Regions from separate parts of the Mus musculus genome. Here region 1 is linked to region 2. Evidence: chromatin loops called from intact Hi-C (ENCODE). Cell type or tissue: gastrocnemius. All regions are shown on one strand. Each heading gives the region's core, and the rest is flanking DNA. Links, peaks and the distances in the headings are about the cores only.

Region 1 (6,156 bases), core at 557-5,556, 210 kb after region 2:
GTAAGTAAAACGCAGGACTTTGTTTTAGGATTATTTGTTTTTATGTGTGTGAGTACCTGCTCATATACATGTGCATCTTGTGTGTGCCTGAAGCACATGGCGGCTAGAGGAGGACATCAGATCCTCTCAGACACTGGGAGCTGTTGTGTGGGGATGAGGAACAGGACCCAGGTCCTCTGCAAGAGCATCACAGACTCAGCTGCTGAGCCTTGCTCCAGCCCCAGAGTTTCAACCTTTTACTCCATATACCTCTGTGTCACTGGAATCCCTCTCAACTATAACATGTATTTATAAATTCTTTGTGAATCTTTAGAGAAAAAAAAAGCAATAACACAGGAGAAAGCACTTGAAAAATCACATAATCTGGAAAAAGGACTTGCATCTGGAATATAAAGAGATCTCTCAAAACTCAAGAGGAAGAAAATTAACAACCCAATAAATAAATGAACAAAATATTTAAATAGACCCTTCAACACCACACACAGAAGGCAAACGAGCACATTTAAAAATAGATTCCACACCAGTGTCCACTTAGGAAACAGCAAATTAAACAGTGAGATGCGTTTGCGCCTGTTTTGTCTGTTATTGCCAGGCAGGGTCTCTTGTGTCCCGTGCTGACCTCACGCTCGCCGGCAGCAGAGAATGGTCCTGAATTTGCAGACCTCCTTCCTCTCTCCCAGGGCTGAGCCCAGTTTCTCTGCTTATTCAATTTTACAAACAGTTTTGCCTACATGTATGTTTGTGCACCATATTCATGCCTGGTGCCCACAGAAGTCAGAAGAGAGCATCAGACAACTGGAACTTGAGTTACAGATGGTTGCAAGCCACCATATGGGAATCACAACCTCTATAAAGCACCAAGAGCTCCTACCTGCTGAGCCAACTCTGTAACTCCCTAAGCCCAGCTTCTTTCCCTTCCTTTCTTCCTCTTCCCTCTCCCCATCCCTCCCTTCCTTTTCTTCTACTTGGATTTTTCTTCCTCTTATTGAAAATAAAAGCTGGGGGGGGGCTAGAGAGATGGCTCAGTGGTTAAGAGGTCCTGAGTTCAAATCCCAGCAACCACATGGTGGCTCACAACCATCTGTGATAGGATCTGATGCCCTCTTCTGGTATGCCTGAAGACAGCTACGATGTACTCACATGAATAGAATAAATAAATAAATAAATAAATAAATAAATAAATATTTAGAAAAAAGCAAAGCAAAGCAATTCAAACCAAAGCAGGGGATGGTGGTGCACGCCTTTAATCCTAGCACTCAGTGGACAGAGGCAGGTGGATTTTGAGTTCAAGGCCAGACTGGTCTACACAGTGAATTCTGGGGCTGCCAGAGCCACACAGAGAAACCCTGTCTCAAAACAAGCAAACAAAAGATCTATTTTTCCTCACATACTATCATAATTATTGTTTTCCCTCCCTCTACTTCTCCTGGTTCCTTCCTACCTCCCCTCTCATCCGGATCCATTTCCTTTTGTCTCTCATTAGAAAGCAAACATGCTTCTAAGGAATAATAATAAGATATAATATAAACAAAAACTAATACATAAGAATAGAACAAAACAGGAAAAGAGCCTTTAAAAAGGCACAAGAAACAGATAGAGATCCTAGACTACTTGTTCACACTATCAGGGATCCCATAAAAACACTGGAAGCAATAATATATACACAAAGGATCTATACAGTAAAAGAAACACACATATATATAAACACAATAAGGAAAATGTTTTAAAAGCCCTGACCGACATGACATTTATGACATTATAAGATATGTAGCCTCCAAAGATGCCACTGAGTTCATTTTCTGTTGGCATCTACTTCCACCAATCCCAGCTTTTCATGTAGGACAGGCATGGGACCCTGGACCCAGCACTCCACCAACTGAGCAGTATTTCAATCCTGTTTGTTGTTTAAATAGGTTCTTGATACATAACTAGGTAGGTAAGTGCTTAGTTATGTAAGGTCCTAGCTTCAGTCTCTCCAATACCAGTAAAAAGGCAGAAGGATAGAAATCTATCTACCAAGACCCACTAACTGCCTTTACGCTGCTAACAGCATAGAGAAGTGAACAATACAGCTACAAGGTCTCACAACCCTGCTCAAAACAAACTCCTGCAGAGCCAAAAGGGAACCCACAGAGACAGTATTCTGAGAGGCATGACTCATGCATGAATCAGGTCCAGATGCAGGAAGTCTGAGTCACACTTGGGTACCTGCAGACGGCAGAAGCTTCAAGCCAAAGGAGGCAGAGGTAGGGTCACAGAACTGGTTTTCTTGATTTTTCTCTTGTTTTTAATAAGTGAAATGTTTATTAGCTATGTTTTTCAATGTATTCTGTAACAAAACAAGGATTGTTTTGTTTTTCAAGACAGGGTTTCTCTATGTGGCCCTGGAGGTCCTGGAACTCAGTCTGTAGAGCAGGCTGGCCTTGAACTCAGGGATCTGCCTGCCTCTGCCTTCCAAGTGCTGGGATTAAAGGCATTCGGAATGCAGTTTATCTGGAGTTTAGCTCCAGAACAAGAATTCTAAGTTCTGTCCTTACCAAACCCAGCCTACTTTTGACCCTCATAATGCTGTGGGGACACGGATCTAGATGGATGGGATTTGTTTGTTTTGTTTCATGTAATACTTTAACAAGAAACAAAATGTCACATTACATCAAATTAATAAAGTATCTCGGATCATATAACGATTTCCTTTAGAACTCTATATAGTCTTGCACTGTTCCAGAAGTTGATTTTAACAGCCTGCTAGTACAACCTAAGGCAGAAGCTCTGCAACACTCTGCTGCAGCTTCCTCTGCTCCTCTAGTGACACTTCCACTGCCACTCCTGAGCACCTTGCCTAACCCCCACCCCTGGGCCTGGGATCAAAGCCAGGGCTTTGTGCATGTTATACAAGTGGTCTAGTACTGAACTGTACCCATATCCCTGAAGCTGCCTGTCAGTCACAACACATTGCATTATCTACATATTCTAATTTAGTAGAGATGTGAAAACCACACTACATCTGAATGATTTACAGTCCAAATCCTAGTGAGAGGGCTTTCTCTCATCCTTGTTATCACATAAGGGAACTGCCTCAAAAAGAATCCCAAAGGAGATACAAGTCAAAGGCCACTGAGGATATGAGAACTGATATCTTTATAATTTCTGATTCCTGTAAATAGAAGTTTAAACACTTCTGAAAGAGGTATAGTTTTGCGAATTAAGGAAGCAAACCATACCTGGGGAGACAGTGCAACAGGTAAGAGCTTGTAGTGTCCGAGCAAGAGGACGGAGTTCAAATTCCTGGAAGCCACACTTGTTAGTGTTGTGCCTATAAGAACCATGCTGTAGGGAACAGTGATAGGAGACTTGAGGGGGCTTTCTGGCTGCAAGTCTACCTCTAGGTTCAGAGAAAGACCTTGCCTCAAGAGAATAGTGTGGATTGTGATGACAAAGGGTGCCAGGAAACTCTCGGCTTAGAGGCTATGACAATATCACGTAAAGATCTTGCACACCCATCTTCAAACCAAGACCCTTTTAAAGCTCACTCTGTTCTCAACAGGAAACTTAAGATTCCAAAAGCTACATAGAGGGAACCATGTGGTATCTCAGCAATACTCCATGGTACTGGGCTCTTCTGAGTAGATCCTGGTGCTGGCTGCTACCATCTGGGTTCAATTAATTCTTCCTGCTTCTAATCACTAGTCTAGCTAGCTCAAAGAATGGTCCAGAAACCCAGATCAGCCCTCCTTAGTAACCTTCTACCCCAAAGCCAGGAAAACTCAAACTGGTTCCTAAAATCTGGCTTCCTACTTCAGCCAAGTGATAGAATCGCTGCCTTTGTGACATTCTGCAGGCACTTAAGAAAATCTTGCAGCCATTTAAGCACCCTGAATATATGACTGAAACTATTTCCACAGTACCAAACAAACTTTTACTTGTTTCTCATTTAAAATGAATGAATAGAAGGCGACTAAAACCATTTGGGGATCTCTTACTGTCGATGTAAGCACTTATACTTGGGCTATAGGAACATGGCTGGATTAACCCACCAGTGACTAAAAACAATATCACTGGCCCCCTTTACACAGCTTTACTTTCCAAATCCTTTTCTATTTTCTTTTTAATTTACAGAACCCCTGGAACTGGAGTTACAGACAGATGTGAGCTGTCATGTGGGTGCTGGGAATTGAACCTGGGTCCTCTGGAAGAGCAACTGTTGCTCTTAACTGCTGAGCCATCTTTCCAGCCCCTACTTCCATAAACCTTAAGCCAAGTTCTAGAAATACACGCCATTTTATAGGACACAGACATGATGAAGCAGCCATCCTGTTGTTTAAATCTTCCCACACTCATCTTGTACAATACCCGCTTTGCAGAAAAGGTAGCTTTCCAAACTCATGTTCCCTGACACGCTGACTAGAATGCTCAAATGAGGGTGCCAGGCTGCTTTGAGAGGTTAGTTTAGTACCTCTGCATATCTAGGCATCAACTGTCCATGTACTGTACTTAGTAATACATGCCTCCCTGGGATTACTGGATAATAAAAGTGTCAGAAAGAGTAAAAAAGAAGAATCTGTTCCTTATAACTTTCCACCAAGCCAATCTCCACCCCTCAAGCCTGAGATGCACACTTACTTTTCAGCATAACCACATGGCCTCCCTCCACCCTCTTTCTCTTGAGACAGTATTTTATTATATAGGATTGGCTGGCCTAGAACTCACTATGTAGACCAGGCTAACCTCAAACTCACAGAGCTCTGCCTGTCTCTGCCTCTGGAGTGCTGGAATTGAAAAGGTGTATGCTACCACCCACAGGCTTCTTTTTATTCTGTGATGATATAACAGAGATCACAATGTTCCCCTGTGGGCTTGTTTTTCTGAGGGTACAGACTACTCCTACTCGGACTCTGGTGCTGCCCTCAACACCTCACAAGCCCTCAGCCAGGACTCCCTGACAAAGCGATGATAAATATGTCTTGACCAACATGTTCTCAGCTAAAAATGTAATGTGCAGCCCATTTATAATCCCATGCATTATACAGCAGTGCTTCTAAATAGGTCACCACGACATGTGGCTGAAAAGATCCCCAAAATAGACATGGTCCTGCTTTTCTGGCCTTTGTGTCTCTTCTAGATGTGAGGCTGCTTGGAGCATCCCACCTCTTCTTAGATGAGTTACCTGTACTGCTGTTGCTAAGCAGGCTGACAGAAAGCTCTTCCGTTCCACTGAAGTTCAAGGACATGCTGTCACCAGGCTGGCGGGAAGTGCTGTGCCTGCAGAGAACAAAGCCAGGCCACCTGGATTAATTAATGTAGATCATCACTTTTTTTTTTCCTGTTCACCCTGTATCCTAGTGTATGGGAGAGGGCATATGGGATTGGAAACGCTAATGAAAAAGAAGCAACACTTAGGATCCACACCTCAATCATGTAGTAGTGCTTCACTTCTGTGTCAGCCTTGAACACTCTCCCTGGTTGCTTACCTACCACCATGCTAGACCCTTTCTGCCCGCTTAATAACAAAGGAAAGATATAAAATGCCTGAAAGGATATACCACAGTAAACCTGGTGAAAAGGGCCACACACCATCCAGATCTCCCATGAACACCCCCAGCAAAGAAGATGTCCAATGTCTAAGGAAGGGACCAAGAAGGCTGCTCTTTGCAAAGTGGTTCCCAAAGCAATTTAGGACCAATATGTTCATCAAGGCTTAAGTGTCTTTCTTCCTACACTGACTCTTCAGAGGCTTTATAAAATATTTTGTTAAAAAACCAACATGCCAAGTAAAGGAAGGCTGTCTAAGGCTGAATCTCCTGTCCCAGCATTCTATAGGCTAACCCTGAGATAAAAAAATAGATAGCTCATTTTCGCCTTTGACCAAGGTTTGGAAGAAAACTAGGAAGTTTACAAAATGTAAGCTCAAAATATACCTAAGCAGGGCCTTGGTAATATTACAGGCAAAATGCCAGGCAGATGGCTTGTACCCAGGGATGGGACTGACACTGGCTGACAAAGGAGGGTCCTGACCGAGTGTGCTCTAAGTCACAATGTGCCATTTCATCAGCTGTCTGTTCAGCACTGTGCAAACCTCACCTCCCGGCAGCTTCATGGTATGCCAACTCCAACAGCTCTGCAGAGGAGTGGGTAGGGTCCCTCTGCCTGCTGCCCTGC
Region 2 (5,000 bases), core at 1-5,000:
AAGTGTTCCTTGGATCTGCTCCAACAAGGGTCCTACAGGGACAAGGACAAGGACAAGGGGCTTCCCACAGCGTGGTCAGTCAGGGCTGGGCCACTGCCCTGAGCTAGGTACAGCATGCAGACAGGCAAGCCAGACTTGCTCTTCTCTTCTCAGAACCCCACACCTCTGCCCCCACCTCCCCAGCCAGCCCTAGCCCCACTTACCAAACCCAGTCAGGATAAAAGACCCCACCAGCATGATCGCGGTCTGCAGGGTATCTGTGTAAATTACAGCTGCCAGCCCCCCTAAGCAGGCAAAAGACAATAGATCACATTGAGAGGGAGGCCATCACTTGCTCCCTCTATCTACCCACTATGCTCCTTCTACCACACCTTCCAAGAAGCTCCCCCGACCCCTGCCACCACCATCCACTGCCTTCCCTTCCCTCCCTGATCCTGCTACAACATCCTTCTACTCAGAATGTTTCTAGCTTCTCATGAAAATACCCCCAAGGCCTGGGAAAAGGACTTTCTAAGAGGAAAGTACTGGCTGTGAGCTTTTAAAACTAGGGCATGTCTCCACAGAGTGCTTGCTCTTTTTTTTTTTTTTTTTTTTTTTTTTGCTTTGCAATGCTAGAAATGGAACCCAGGACACCCCAACTCTCTCTGCGTGTGAGTGCATGCACGCGCACATGCGTGCATGTGCATGAGACAGACAGATGTGCTACAGTCCATCCCCTCTAAGTAACTTCTTGTCCGTCCATGCAGGGCCCCCATGAAGCACCAAGTCCTACTGTTGAGTCTTCCCCTCCGTTCCTACAAAGGACACCAATGTCTGTGCTATCCTCAAATCTTACTCCAAAACCTCTTTGCATAGCTTTCTCCCACTTCAAAATGGCTCCCAATCTAGTCACATTATATTTGGGGCTTCCAAGGGTCTGTTATATCATCACCCTTTGTGTCCCCTCTCTCCCCCACAACTTCCCAGTAACCACCTTCTTCCAGTATCTGCCAGCTCACCTTGCTTCTGAGTCACGCCACGCCCGTATCTGCTATGTTGTCCACTTTTTTTTTTGGGGGGGGGGGTCAAGACAGGGTTTCTCTGTGTAGCCCTGGCTGTCCTAGAACTCACTTTGTAGAGCAGGCTGGCCTCAAACTCAGAAATCCACCTGCTTCCGCCTCCCAAGTGCTGGTATTAAAGGCATGTGCCACCACTGCCCGGCACATTGTCCACCTATTTTTTCACTTGGCAATGCCTCTAACTGTCCCGGCTTAGTCACACAACCTTCAGAGTCAAGCTCTTCCTGAGTGACTATGAAATGTTGCCCCGACTTGCATAGCCAGCAGGGGGCTCTCACAGGACATTCATCCACATGGCTTGCAGTGGAGACCAAGTAACAGCCATTCTCAAATCCTACCGCCTCCATCCTAACATGTGACTAATGCTGGAACAGGCTCAAGCTTTGGATTCTCTTGAATAGACTCACCTGTGATTGTATAAAGGGCAGTGATTGCTAGCAGGATGAAAATGGCCAAGTATATATCCAGGCCCAAGGCTAGATTGATGAATATAGCCCCGGAGAAGATGTCTGCCTGCAAGGAGAGAAGAGAGGCAGAAGTGAGAGAGGCTATCTGGACACAGGGGTATTCCTGGGTTTTCAAGCAAGCTTTATTCATAATAGTACATTAATAGTATTAATAGTATATTAAGCTTTATTCATAATAATAGTTAGCACATTACAAGAAGGATTCTGTGGTCATAATTTTTAAAAAATCTATGAAATGCTAGATTAAGCAAATTGAAAGTGGCCACATGCCACACGACGTCCCTTAATCTTTAGTACCATACACTGTGAGTCCCTCACTGAGGATCATGGGACAAGATGCTCCACAAACATTTAACTATGAAAGAGTCTGTCAGCATCCCACCCGTCAGCTGCTGCCCTTAGCCATGACTCCTAGCTTTTTCGCATCCGTGTGCACAGGTCTGCCCACAAAAACAAGTCTTAATGCTTCAGATCTGCAAGTGGGAAACCTAGCCCCACTCACCAGCTTCTTCAGCAGAATTTTAATTTTACCTGCCTGGCCCAAAAAGACTTCATCCGGAACACCAAGGGCCTCTCACAAGCTTCTAGTGATTCGGCTTACACTGTCTGGAGTAATTTTCAGGGGGGGCTTGTTCCCTCATACTGTCGAATCCACTGTGTTCTTTATACAATTCTTCCAATCTCTACCTCTAATTAAGCTACATGGCTGGGTGATGTGCAGTTTCTAATTTAAAACAGCAGAGGGTGCCAAAATGTTGTGCTACCAGGAAGAGGCGACTTGGTAAATCTTTTCAGATTTGGCAGAGAGAAATTAGACTTCTTCATGGAATGTATGAGGTTTTATTTTATTGCATAATATCTAATAAATTTTAGAAATCTGCAAAATAATCCAATCAGACTCCTTGGGAAGGGACCAACAAAGGGGTTGGACTCTTACACACACACACACACACACACACACACACACACACAGTTTTCATGAGCCTCTTCCTCACTCTATTGCAGTTGCTTAGAGCCCTGCAGTGCTTAGGTCCCCTCCCACATCCTTCCGCCCTTTGCTATGGTTTCAGTGTGTCATAAAGTTGAGAATTTAATGCCTAAATCCACATACTGATGTTATTCGTGCATGCTCGCAGGTGCAGATGCTTAAGTGTTGCCTAATAGAAAACTTAATTTTATGATATGCTGCTTGTATCCAGCACAGATAAAGGAAACTTTTGTGCTTAATCGAAACAGAAAGAAAGGAAGAGAGGGAGGGAGGGAGGGAGGAGAGAGAAGGAAAGGAAGAGAGAGAGAGAGAGTACAAACTCTTCCTCTCATGAATTCTATCCTGGGGACCCCAAAATTCCTACTAAGGATACCATAACTAAGTGACTATAGCTGACCCCAGCTGAGTAAACCTGTTTTATTTCGAAGGCTCAGGTGTTGGTTTTTAGCCCCTACTATCCGCCTCAATTGTCAGTGTTTTCCTGGGGGTGTTTTTCTTCCTTTCTAGGGAATTTTACAGTTTACCAAGACTAACACAGCACGCATTATTTTGATATTCAAAAAGGTATTGGTGTTTGCTCCTTTCTGCCTATACTTTGGGGATTGCAGTCAGACAATGAAATTCTCAAGACATGTTGAACAGCACAAACTTCTCTCATTGGAAAGAGATTGGGAATTAATACGTAAAGTACAAGCTGCCAAGGAAAGCTCAAAGTCTTATGGCATTAGGAGATGAAAAGTTAAAACTTCAGCAGGAAACGGTAAGTACTGAAAACACAATGTAAGAAAAAGAAAAATTCTGAATCAGCTGTTTGCAGATCCATGTGACCTCAGCCAACCAGCCATTTGCTGATTGATCTACATGACCTCACTGGCGCGGAGAACGACCTGCTGAATTCAAACTAATAAACAAAGATGAAGGAAATGGCCGAGAGAGTAAGACAAGAATGCCGACATTTAAGAGGCCAAGTTGGAAAAGCGAAACTGGAAGCTGAGAGGTTGAGTTTGCTCTTCTGTGGCCCTGGAAGAAGAACAGATACGGTGTTTGGAAGAGCAACAGTAACTCCGTACCGTGGAGAGAGAAGGATAATCAAGCTAAGGTAAACTACAACAATCTGAAAGTGCTCAGAAAAGAGAAATTCTCTTCATGGAAACGAATTAAAGAGACAACAGGAGAAACTGGAAGCCTCGGAGGCAAAGAAAGAATTAAAAACAGAAAACCTGGGCTAAGTAGGCAAAATGTTCTATTTGAAGAATATACAAGACTTGAAAATCACTAAAGGATACACAGAGAAGATTTAATGAACTTCAAAGTCTCAGTTTTGGTTCCTAACATGTCCCCAACAGCATCCGGGAATTCTGCTGACTGTTATCAGCCTCAGCTCCTGGACTAGGTCGCTCCTTCCCTCATCAAATGGAAGCCTGTCTACTTCCCAAAACATCAAAAGCATAAAAAAAAGCACACAAGAGAACTAGAAAAAACTCGGATCTCCCGGGGGAAGGATGTGGGAAGAAATGGGCGAGGTCAGAGACTCAACATTGGGACAAGTTCAACACCAGGCACTGAGATACTTTATCACTGTTTGCCAGACTACATGAGCCATCTCAAGAAAAGGTACCAGTGACATGCACTGCCTAAGTTCCAGGATTTTACCATTATACTAATGAAAGGGAAGCATTCTGAGAGCTTCAGAGCTAAATGTTCTGAATTTAGATGTTGACAATCTTTGCCAATATAAAATAGGGAACTAGTTAATTAAGAAATATGTTTTCAAATTATTATGTTTGACATTATTGAATTTTTCTGGCATTTTGCCTGAAATATATCCAACTTGAATTCCTTTTTCCTCATCTTTGAGATATCTGCTTGGCCAATAACAAGATCAGTAAACATTTGGCTTATTATAAACAAAAGTCATAAATCTCAAGGATTTTGGAAAAGGTAACCATAACCACTTAGAAGTAGAAAAAAACTCTTAAAAGTTTATAAATATATGCTCATTATAGGAATTTTACATTTTCTAAAAGCTATGCACTTGATGTATTAAATAACTTAATAAATATTTTTGTACCTAAAAATGTATTGATGTTTGTCTGGCTGTGGTTTCAAGGTTGATGATTTTGTATTGAACAGACTATCAGGTTTATTATTGTCATTGTCATCGTCATCGTCATCATCATCATCCCTGGGAGTGATTCCCTCTCTCAATCAGCAGTTGTCTTTAGTTCATTGTCTAGGAGTGGGGCACATAAGGCTTTTCCTGTTCTCTGTTAGTGTTCTGTACTGATGCTGCCATTGTTTCTGTCTTATTTATGCAGCCATTATACAGACAAACGTGTATGTGTGTGTATGTATGTAATAACCAATGATAATTTTTAAAAGACTATCACTATAGGGTGATATGGAAGAAGTTGGAGGAAGAGGACTTGGGAGGAATTAGAAGAAGACAATGAATGGGAACGTGATGTGGTTATACTTTAATTAAGA

Evidence for each region. Hi-C counts contacts between places; a loop is a spot of excess contacts. Peaks named below come from ENCODE experiments on the same cell type or tissue, not always from the same donor. Only the 100,000 strongest peaks of a DNase experiment are listed, where the experiment ranks them.
Region 1: a loop joins it to region 2, with 2.0 times the contacts of the local background. A loop is called at or near these places in 12 of 42 quality-filtered maps.

The regions. Positions count from the first base shown.
Region 1 is chr5:32,926,948-32,933,103 of GRCm38, reverse strand. It overlaps Depdc5 (DEP domain containing 5), which reads right to left. Exons shown (of 43, transcript NM_001170567.1): 23 at 6,079-6,156; 24 at 5,165-5,259. Among named protein-coding and RNA genes, the nearest start is that of Depdc5, 66 kb to the right of the region's middle. In gastrocnemius, for the core only: no CTCF peak of the experiment used is centred there; a DNase peak (open chromatin) is centred at 2,866; H3K27ac peaks cover 742 bases.
Region 2 is chr5:33,140,534-33,145,533 of GRCm38, reverse strand. Slc5a1 (solute carrier family 5 (sodium/glucose cotransporter), member 1) reads right to left here. Exons shown (of 15, transcript NM_019810.4): 6 at 1,466-1,571; 7 at 204-284. Among named protein-coding and RNA genes, the nearest start is that of Slc5a1, 39 kb to the right of the region's middle. In gastrocnemius, for the core only: CTCF peaks have their summits at 1,331 (motif pointing right) and 2,256 (motif pointing right); a DNase peak (open chromatin) is centred at 2,259; H3K4me3 peaks cover 640 bases.